2 separate regions of the Homo sapiens genome follow, and region 1 is linked to region 2. Evidence: chromatin loops called from intact Hi-C (ENCODE). Cell type or tissue: right lobe of liver. All regions are shown on one strand. Links, peaks and the distances in the headings refer to the core of each region. The heading gives the core; the rest is flanking DNA.

What was found. A loop is a pair of places that touch in the nucleus more often than their neighbours do. Peaks named below come from ENCODE experiments on the same cell type or tissue, not always from the same donor. Only the 100,000 strongest peaks of a DNase experiment are listed, where the experiment ranks them.
Region 1: it touches region 2 in a loop (2.2-fold over the local background); 12 of 110 quality-filtered maps call a loop at or near these places.

What each region holds. Positions count from the first base shown.
Region 1 is chr14:21,251,712-21,257,090 of GRCh38, reverse strand. All of the region lies in intron 2 of HNRNPC (heterogeneous nuclear ribonucleoprotein C), which reads left to right. Among named protein-coding and RNA genes, the nearest start is that of HNRNPC, 15 kb to the left of the region's middle. RefSeq lists an enhancer at 1,844-2,781. In right lobe of liver, for the core only: no CTCF peak of the experiment used is centred there; no DNase peak of the experiment used is centred there; H3K27ac peaks cover 946 bases.
Region 2 is chr14:21,202,549-21,207,927 of GRCh38, reverse strand. LINC00641 (long intergenic non-protein coding RNA 641) reads left to right here and starts at 1,028. Exons shown (of 2, transcript NR_038971.1): 1 at 1,028-1,317. In right lobe of liver, for the core only: no CTCF peak of the experiment used is centred there; no DNase peak of the experiment used is centred there.

The DNA of each region.
Region 1 (5,379 bases), core at 109-5,108, 49 kb before region 2:
TGCCTCAAACCAGTCTCTTGTGTACTGTTGCCTTTTTCAGTTAATGAAACAATTTTTGTGTCTCTTGGGCCAAAGATTTTGGCTAGCCATCCTTGACTTTTACTCTTCTCACCTTTGGCCTATTAGAAAATCATGTTGGCCAGGTGTGGTAGCTCAGGCCTGTAATCCCAGCACTTTGGGAGGCTGAGGGAGGCGCATCGCTTGAGCTCAGGGGTTTGAGACCGGCCTGGGCAACATGGTGAAACCCTGTCTCTTCAAAAATATACAAAAATTAGCCAGGAGTGGTGGCAAGTGTCTGTAGTCCCAGCTACTTGAGAGACAGGCATGAGAATCGCTTGAGCCCAGGAAGCAGAGGTTGCAGTGAGCCGAGATCGCACCCGCACCATTGCACTCCAGCCTGGGTGACAGAGCAAGACCCTATCACAAAAAAAAGAAAGGAAAAAATGCTGTCAGCTCTTCAAAATATACCACTACTCATACTGTCGACACTTGGTCCAATTTCAAGCCACCCTTGTCTCCTGTGCATTATTATATATAATAGGTTTGTATTTCTTTTGTCCCTCCCCACTAGTTTTGTTCTTAAAAGTGATAGCTAGATTGATCCTAAAATGTATTGTTTGAAGGATTTTTTTTTTGGGGGGGAGATGGAGTTTTGCTCTCTTTGCCCAGGCTGTAGTGCAGTGGTGCGAGCTCGGCTCACCGCAACCTCTGCCTCCCGGGTTCAAGCAGTTCTCCTGCCTCAGCCTTCCAAGTAGCTGGGATTACAGGCACCAGCCACCAAGCCCAGCTAATTTGTTTTTTATTTTTAGTAGAGACAGGGTTGCACCATGTTGGCCAGGATAGTCTCGATTTCTTGACCTTGTGATCTGCCCGTCTCTGCCTCCCCAAAGTGCTGGGATTACAGGCGTGATCCACCACGCCTGGCCATTGAAAAATGTTTTGCCTGAAAACAAACAACCTAATGGCTGCCTTTTTCAGCATTGAAGTCAAAAATTTTTCTGTGATTTACAGGGCATCCCACGTGATTTGTTGTGTCCCTTCCCTTGCTGTTAATATACTGTGCTTCAGCCACACTGGCCTTCTTAACTGTATTGAACACATTGGATATGTTTCCACTTTAGGGCTTTTCCTTGGAATTTTCTCTGACTCATACAGTTTGGTTCCTCAGTTCCTCTGAGACTTTTTACTCAGAAGCTACCCCCTTAGTGATGTGTCTTCCCTTATTTAGCGCTTTAAGCTCCCCTTCTCCTAAATACTCTTTAGCACTTATCACCAACTGTAGAATTTGTTTTTTTCTATGTAAAGACATAAGAGATATGTCCAGAAATACATATGCCAAACAATTAACATTGATTGCCTCTGGGCAAGAAGTGGGATTTAGGAGATTTGAAACTTGTGTACTATGTGCTTAAGACTATTATAATGATCAATGTGGTAGTATTTTCCTTCTAATTAAAAAGCTTAAAAATGTACATCAACTCTTGTGATTCTGTGTGGGCATAAATAGCATAGCTAGTCTGTGTAATAGGGGTTTAGTAAGCAGTGTTAATAGTTGAAGAAACTGCTTTAAAAGGTTTAGCTGTGATAGAGTCGAGTTAGCATTTGAGCACATAGACTACCGTGTTGCCTGTATCAACATTTGGGAGAGCTTGACCATTTTAAAAATATGTATTCTCTACTGAGAAAGCATGGCTATTTGTAAGAGGTAGAGTGAATTAGAGAACTTTTTTTTTATTATTTCTACCTAATCTGATTCTGACTTTACCAGTCTGAAATATTCTTCCTGTTTTCTAATTATATTGACCTATGGCTCCTGAGTTGATTTTAAAACTGAAAAAACTCCAGGAGTTCATTGAACCAGATTTAGGCTTTTCTGGCTAGTCTTGAATAACATTTAGGAGTTTAGTAGAGTACATTTTGAACAAAAATTTTCCTCCAGTCCTCTAACTAAAATAGGTATTCTGAAGAGGATAAACTATTCATAATGCATTGTCACTCCCTATATTGATCCTTTAAATAAAATCTTCACATAAGTGGGTTTTCTAGCTTCAGAGCGAGAAGAAAAGTTTTCTCATGCTATTACCCTTAAGTTTGTGGAATTCATGCTAGAGTTATGGCTATGCTGTTTAAAATGGAGTTTTTCTGGTTTTTTTTTTTGTTTTTTTTTTGAGACTAGAGTCTCGCTCTGTTGCCCAGGCTGGAGTGCAATGGCACGATCTTGGCTCACCGCAACCTCCGCCTACCGCAACCTCCGCCTCCCGGATTCAAGTGATTCTCCTGCCTCAGCTTCCCGAGTAGCTGGGATTACAGGCGCCTGCCACCACGCCTGGCTAATTTTTGTATTTTTACAAGAGACAGGGTTTCACCATGCTGGCCAGGCTGGTCTCGAACTCGCGACCTCAGGCAATCCGCCCATCTCGGCCTCCCAAAGTGCTGGGATTACAGGCGTGAGCCACCGCAGCTTGCTAAAATGGAGTTTTATTACTCCTTTGAAAAGGAATACTAGTCAAGTGACTGAAGATTGATGTGGATTTGGGAGAGGAGGTACCTCATCTTTATCTTACCTTTGATCCGAATAAAGTAATACATGCTCATAGAACATTTTTAGAAAATACAGCTATCCAAAGATAACATTTGGGGTGTTCTTCCAGGCTTTTTGGGGCTTATATAAACTTCAAAAAGCACTGTCATACAGCATATATATTTAAGTAATAATTTTAAATTTAACCTGAATAGCTTATGTTAGTAGATACAGATCTCTGAAAAATTTGTAGTAGTTACATAGTATTATATACTCTATAATACTACATGGTACATTGTATACTTGTACTATATTTTATTTTACCAATACACTGTTGTACTCGTCCCCATTTTTTCTTTTGTAAACAAAGCTTTGGACAGTCAAAACTACAGTTGTGCATATCTTTATTTTCTTACATTTAAGCCCCAGAAATATAATTATTCAAGGGTATGCACATCTTTTTTGCCGGGGAGGTGGGCAGAGTATGCACTTTTTTTTTTTTTTTTTTTGAGACGGAATCTCACTCTAGCCCAGGCTGGAGTGCAGTGGCATGGTCTCACTGCAAGCTCCCTCTCCCGGGTTCATGCCATTCTCCTGCCTCAGCCTCCTGAGTAGCTGGGACTATAGGTGCGTGCCAACACACCCAGCTAATTTTTTAATTTTTTTTTGGTAGAGACGGGGATTCACCGTGTTAGCCAGGATGGTGTCGATTTGCTGACCTCGTGATCTGCCCGCCTTAGCCTCCCAAAGTGCTGGGATTACAGGCCTGAGCCACCGCGCCTGGCCGCACATTTTAAAAAGTTCTTAAGTTTGTTCTCCAGAAGCTAATAAGTTTAGCAATTTATTGGCAGTGTTAGCGGCCACTAATACTTAATTTCTAGTTTTGTGAATTACTTTGGATCTTTTGCTTTAAGATTTGACCCTGTATTATTCTGAAGGATTTGCTAAGTTTTTAAGTTGAATAGTAAAAATGTTGATAGATTTTGAGTGAAACATTGATACAATGTTGTCTATATTTCTGTGTATAGTTTGAGATTCACATGTAATTTTTGTTTTCAGGTGCATGCACATCTTTGGTGCTATCTTTTTTTTTTTTTTTTTTTTTTTTGAGATGGAGTCTAGAGGTTGGAGTGCAGTGGCGTGATCTCTCTCACTGCAAGCTCCGCCTCCTGGGTTCACGCCATTCTACTGCCTCAGCCTCTGGAGTAGCTGGGACTACAGGCATCCAGCTAATTTTTTGTATTTTTTTTTTTTTTTAGTAGAGATGGGGTTTCACCATATTGGCCATAATGGTCTTGATCTCCTGACTTCATAATTCACCTGCCTTGGCCTCCCAAAGTGCTGGGATTACAGGCGTGAGCCACCGCGCCTGGCCAGTCTTTTTTTTTTTTTTTTTAAAGACAGAGTCTTGCTCTGTTGCCAGGCTGGAGTGCAGTGGTGCGATCCCGGCTCACTGCAACTTCCACCTCCCAGGTTCAAGCGATTCCCTTGCCTCAGTCTCCTGAGTAGCTGAGATTACAGTTACGCTCCACCACGCCCGGCTAATTTTTGTATTTTTAGTAGAGATGGGGTTTCACCATGTTGGCCAGGATGGTCTTGATCTCTTGACCTTGTGATCTGCCGGCCTCGGCCTCCCAAAGTGCTGGGATTACAGGTGTGAGCAACTGCACCCGCCTGGTGCTATCTTTTAATTGTGAAAAAATTTCACATACACAAAAGAGAATAGTATAATGAACTTCCATGTACTTGTCTCACTTTAATAATCCTTGGCCAGCCTTTTTGTTTGTATCTACATCTCCCCATCCACCCCCTTCCCATGTTATTTTGAAGCAAATTCTTGATACATTTCATCTGTAGATATTTCAGTGTGTATTTTAAAAAGAATTAGGACTTAACCACAATTATCCCACCAAAAACGTTTAATAAATTAACTATTTTAATACTAAACATATTTAGAGGCCTGGCATGGTGGCTCATGCCTGTAATGCCAGCTCTTTGGGAGGCCAAGGTGGGCACATCACTTCAGGCCAGGAGTTCGAGACCAGCCTGGCCAATGTGGTGAAACCCTGTCTCTGCTAAGAATACAAAAAAATTACCTGGGTAGGGCAGTGCATGTGTGTAATCCCAGCTACTTGGAAGTCTGAGGCAGAAGGATCCCTTGAACTCAGGAGGCAGAGGTTGCAGTGAGCCAAGATACTGCCACTGCACTCCAGCCTGGGTGATATTGTGAGACTTAAAACAAAAACAACAACAAAAAAAGACCAACAAGTCCATTTAGTATCAGAAGTACTACCCTGAGAACTGAGTAAGGCATTCCTCAATGCTGTTTTATTTCTACGGGGATAACATGGTTGGTGGGGTCTTTTTGTTTATTTGTTCTTTTGCTAACAGTCCTGTATGGAATTTTGGAAGTGTTGTTTACTAAAGGTAGGTTTTGAAATTTTCTTAGGAGTTGGGGGTCTTATGGTTATACTCATTGGTGATAAAAATCAAACCTTTTACTATTCTCAAATTTAGATATAATCTCCTGTTTTGGCTGTTTAAGAGAATACTGTAATAACTTTAAGCCAAATATCCTTGTTAAAAATTATTCTGGGCTGCTAGGTTATTATTTTGTTATACCTGTCTAAAATCTTATCCATAATTTAGAAATTTTAAAATCTCTGACAAATTTTGCATTTGACACCAAGACTCAATTTGGCAAAAAAAACTGATCTTAACTGATGTGAGATTATTTATGTTCTATGTGTGAAATTTACTGAAAATTTATATGTATTCCTGCAGAAATATTTGATGTGGTAACTGTGCTCTCCCAGATGCTACACAACAAAAAAAGCATAGTATTTCTAAAATCTGAG
Region 2 (5,379 bases), core at 110-5,109:
TTTTCAGAGGGAACCGGGTGTAATAGAAAAGGAAAATAATGTAAATGGGAACAAAAAGGTGGTAAATTGGAAGGAAATGAACAGGTGTCAAATTAGGATTGGGAAGAATGTAATAGTACAATAGACGTAACCATCATTTAAACCATAAGATAACCATGAAGTGTGAACATACGAATCTACTATAACTTGGCAGTATGTTTTATTCAAGTGTTAGGGGAAGCAAAACCCAGTGTATAATATAGAAAGTACAGAAGTAGAGCAGATGATACACTATATGCAAGTACTAGTGTTTTGAGATAACCTTGATGAAACAATGTGCTTTTGAAAGTAGTCGCAGGATAGAGAAATTGTGTATATTTAATGTGATCAGCTCAGGAACATATGCCTGGCCTGTCAGCATTGACTGACCAATTTTATTTCAGGGGAAAACCAGAAAACATACTTATTCCTACTGACAGTTGACCTTTTTATTTATTAGGGGAATTCAGCTACACTGATGTCAAATGGAGTTTCAGTTTCTGGACCCTAGTTCACATCACATTGACCAAAAAAATGCATTTCATAGGAATTTAGAAGCATCCAAGAAAAAGTACCCTGACCAGAAAACCAGTCGACAGTAGTAAACATATGATGTAGAAATGATTGACCAGTAAATGAGTTACATATAATATGTGGATTATGGTCTGAGTACCTCATTCACACTAAGAAGGAGCACTCTGTTGGAGAATTCTAGTGTTTGGAGAGAACTTGGTATAAAGTAAAAATGTAGCCAGTTGAACTGCAGAGTAAAAGAACGTAGACATACCTGACCAGACAAAAGCTTTCCAAGTGTTAGGAGACAGGAAGTAAATAAAGTAGAAAACTGCAGAATTTGTGTTTGCATTAGTAACTTTCAAGTTAAATCTCAATTTTGAAAAGCAGGGCTTCTTCATTGGAGTTAACGCCCTTTGTGAGTAGAACTACAAAGCATAGTAAGAGGAAGGGGAGAACAGTGTAAGGGGGTGAATGCAAATGACAAAGGGATTAGTAGGAAGGAGTTAGAACCCAAGATAAATGCAGATAGGAAGAGGAAAGCATGTTTGGATTGTTTTTTTCAAGTGGCACTCAGAAATAAAAGTTTGGAGAAACATGGCTCTGAAGCTCTGACAAATTTGCATTTGCAAAAATAACTCCTACAAGACTTTCAGAAGTCTAGGAAAATTGTGGCTTTTGGATTATTACATTACCAAATTTGTGGAGTTTAATAGGTTTCAACTGTCAATGTGCATTAAAATTTCCTGGGAGCAGGGGGATGGGCTTTTAAATTCTGATGTCCAGGTGTGTGCTCCAGGCCTACTAAATCTCTGGGGTTGGGACTCTTCGTTGTTTTTTAAGTTGCCATAATTCCAATTTTTGGCCCAAATTGTGAACTACTCACCAAAGGCAAAACAAAACAAAAAACCCTGTGTGATAAAGAGGGGTGAGGATTAGGAAAGGACACGGGTTTCAAGAAACGGTGGCTGGGTGGCTGGCCAATAAGTTTAGTAGAGGGATGACTGTATATGTCAGAATTAAGTGCAGTAAGAGGATGTGTGAGTGGTATGTTTTCATCAAAGAACTGAAGGCAGCTAAAAGGGCCAAGGTGTACCCTCATTAAAGTCTAGGCCCCAGAGTAAAGAAGGCACCCAAAGAGTCATCTGGTGGTTAGGGAGGGGGAAAATTCCTTGTTATCAACGCATGTTACAGTGAGCTGTTAAAGCTATAGTACTGTCAGTAACACTTCGTGGCGATGGAAGTGTTTTATGATGCATTGACCAGTATAACAACTGGTGACTTTACTGAGCCTTGAGATGTGGCTAGTGTGAAGAGTTAGATTTAAATTTTTATTTAGAGACGTGTGACGTGAGACTACTTTATTGGATAGTTAAGTGCTGTAGAATATTGAGAAGTTTCCACACAAGTACTGCTAGTGGTTACTAACTCAAACGTACATGAACAAATGTGACTCCAATATTTTGTGTGTCCTGAGTTCATTGATGTTTTCTTTCCTAGACCTTAGGCTTTAATATTGAAGATTTCCCTAGTGAGGGCGTCTTCAATGGGACGATATTGCAGGCTTAATCCATGTTGCTCACACCTTCATATAGCAGTGCCTCTTACAGAATAAACTATTGTTAAATAGGAACCCATCTTGTCAATCAGTTGCTTCATGCCCAGGGAAGAGAGTATGTTTTATAGGCTTTGTGTGCAGCCTGTTAGGCCAGCGTTTAATTGACATAGACTGTTGTTTCTCAAACAACAGTTCTATTACGTACGTATGCAAATAATTTCTGTGCTTCAAGGAGCTTCAGAGAGATTGCCTTGTTCAAAGCCCTATGGTTATTCAAATGGTAGAGCCAAAAATTTGATCTATGTTCTGACTTAACTCCATGGGCTTTGGACCTTGGCAGAGGAAATGGTGTCTTTGAACTGTAGTCTGTAGTCCTAGAAATTGAATAAACTATTTCCTAAATAGAGGTAAGAGACTAGGATCCTAGCAACTTCTCTAAGTTAACAAAAGGGGAAAAATATCCCCATACCATTTTTCTCTTCATTCTATTAATGAGGGCTAGAGTCGTTTCATAGATTGAATAGTTTCAAGAGCATATTGAGCAGTGCCTGGCTAACAGCTGAAAGTCTGCCATTTCATGCAACTTTGTTAGGCTTTAGAAGTGAAGCAGGAATATAGAGAAAATACAGCTTCTCCCACCCACAACGTGTATTTTAAACCATTTCTTCTGGCCCAGAAGACAAACTTTTCCAAATATCTTGGGAAAACCACAGTTTCTACTCTTTGGAGACAAGAGTCTCACTCTCACACCCAGGCTGGAGTGCAGTCTCAACTCACTGCAACCCCTGCTCTCAGGTTCAAGTGGTTCTCCTGCCTCAGCCTCGTGAGTAGCACTCGACACCACACCTGGCTAATTTTTTTGTGTTTTTTGTAGAGATGGGGTTTCGCGTGTTGGTCAGGCTGGTCTTGATCTCTGGCCACCTCAGCCTTCCAAAGTGCTGGTATTACAGGTGTGAGCCACTGTGTCTAGCCAAGTTTCTACTCTTGATGCCTGCCATGGACTATTACAAGCACCTGGCAGTGACATTGCACGAGTTCTAAAGAAAGACTTGGTCTTTCCCACAGGGACATTAATGTGAAAGAGGTCCAGTGACAAAGATTCAGTCACTTTTGCAGACCCTCACAAGCCACAATAATGAAGTTGCAGTGAATTTGGGACATAGCCTTCCCTCCCCAAAATTCTTGATCCAAGAATCCACCCGTCAAGTTCAATGACTCAGACTCCATTTCTAGTGTGGTCGTTGGTTAACAACTTTACTAGTTTCCATCCAGGCTTAACCTTTCTATGGACCATAATGTCTTGGTGTCTGCTGCATTTATTGTCCCTCCCTGTTTTAAGGATACTTAAGTTTTTAAAGAGGCATAAATACTTCAAAGTCCCCATTGGCCCTCCTGGGGGAAATTACCTCAAACCACAGGGTAGTCTGCTAAATAACCAGCTAGAGCTAGCTGCCAGCCCAACTTTGCCCAGATCTACAATATTATTCTCGTTACTTTAGTTTACTCATCCCCCCAAACTTAGCTTTCCCCCAGAACTTTATATCCACTCTCCATAAAAGCTTCTGTAGCACCAGCTTGGTCAGTCCCAAGGTCCCAGGTGCCACTGGGGTCTGGTTGACAAAATTGTTGGTATGGTTTGGCTGTTTCTCCACCCAAATCTCATCTGTAATTGTAATCCTCATAATCCCCGTCCCCAGGTTGAGGGAGGGACTCGGTGGGAGGTGACTGGATCATGGGGGCAGTTTCCCCCATGCTGTTCTTGTGAGAGTTCTCATGAGATCTGATGGCTTTATGAGGGGCTCTTCCCCCTTTGCGTCCTACACAAACCCTGTCTCGCCTGCTGCCACGTAAAACGTGCCTGCTTCACTTTCTGCCATGATTTTAAGTTTCCTGAGGCCTCCCCAGCCACGCAGAACTGTCAAACAAGATCCTTTATAAATTACCCAGTCTTGGGGGGGTTTTATACAGCAGTATGAAAGCAGCCTAAACAGTTGTTTTCATACGTGCTGGAAATGCTGTGATCTGCCCTGCCATTGTCCCCATCCTGGACTGACCCTCAGTATTTTTCCTTTGAGTGGTGACCCAGCTCTTTGCCTTGAGCAGCAGGAGTAGCCCTTGGTAGAATCTAGTTCCCCAGGGGAAATCAAAGCAGCTTTATCTTCTCACTGTTAGCCAAGCACCTCTGGAGACAGCCTTAGTGTTTGCTCTTTTATCCCCTCTCACCTGGGAATACAATTGCCCCTGCAACATAATGGCCCTACTGTTCCCTCACCAACTCCCCCAGCATGGGGATCAGAAATATGGCAGTACTCCTCAGTGAAGTATATGCTGCTTTGTTTTAAGCACTCACCTGAATGTGTAAGGACATCTTTCCTCAAGAGCTTCTCACTTCCTGAGGAGTCTGTAGTCTTCATTCAAATGTCTTGATGGCTCATTTTCCAGAAATCTCTGTAGGTCTTGAGAAGCATTGTCCTAGCTTTGGTTTATCTGAATAGTCCTATTTAAACTTGTCCCACACAGATAGCAGCCTCTTGCTTGCCCTTCTGTTTGTACACTTGTCTATTTTCTCTTTCTTTAAATGCCTTTTGGGTGTTAATACTTCATTGGTGGTTCCATAGCCTTGTCCCCCTCTCTTTTGCAACTTGAAGGCAATTCTCAGTTCTCTTCTTGAGCACATTCATACTTAGCAGCTTCTGAATATCCCACCCACAATTAAGGTACAATCTGGTCACATAACTTTTTCCCTAGGAAGAAATGTGCTACTCAAGACTAATAGCCAAGGTTAAGAACGTGCATACTCCTGAATCGGATGTAAATGCATTAGTCTATTTGTTCTGTTTAGAAATAAAGATGGAACATATTTTATAGCTACTGTTAGTGCCCATGTGCCTTCTAAATATCTTTTGAATAGTTTTACTTCTCTCCATCTTGACAGCTACCATGCCAATCCAAGCTTCCATCACCTTGCTCCTGGCTTACTGCAGTATCCTCCTGTCTACCCTTCATCCACTTTTATCTCTTTCCAATCACTTGTTCATACAACAGCCATATTGGGTTTTTTTCAAAACACACATATAATCAGGGCACTTCTCAACTTAAAACCATTTCTGGCATTACTTGCCCTTAGGATAATGACAAAACTTTTTAACACAGTCCACAAGGCCAGAGATAGCCTGACCCTTGCTGATCTGTCCAGCCTCTGCTATATGTCCCCTTATTTTCTCTGTTCCAACCACATTGGACTTTGTTCCTCTTACTAGTCATGCTCCCCACCTATTTGGTTCCCTAGT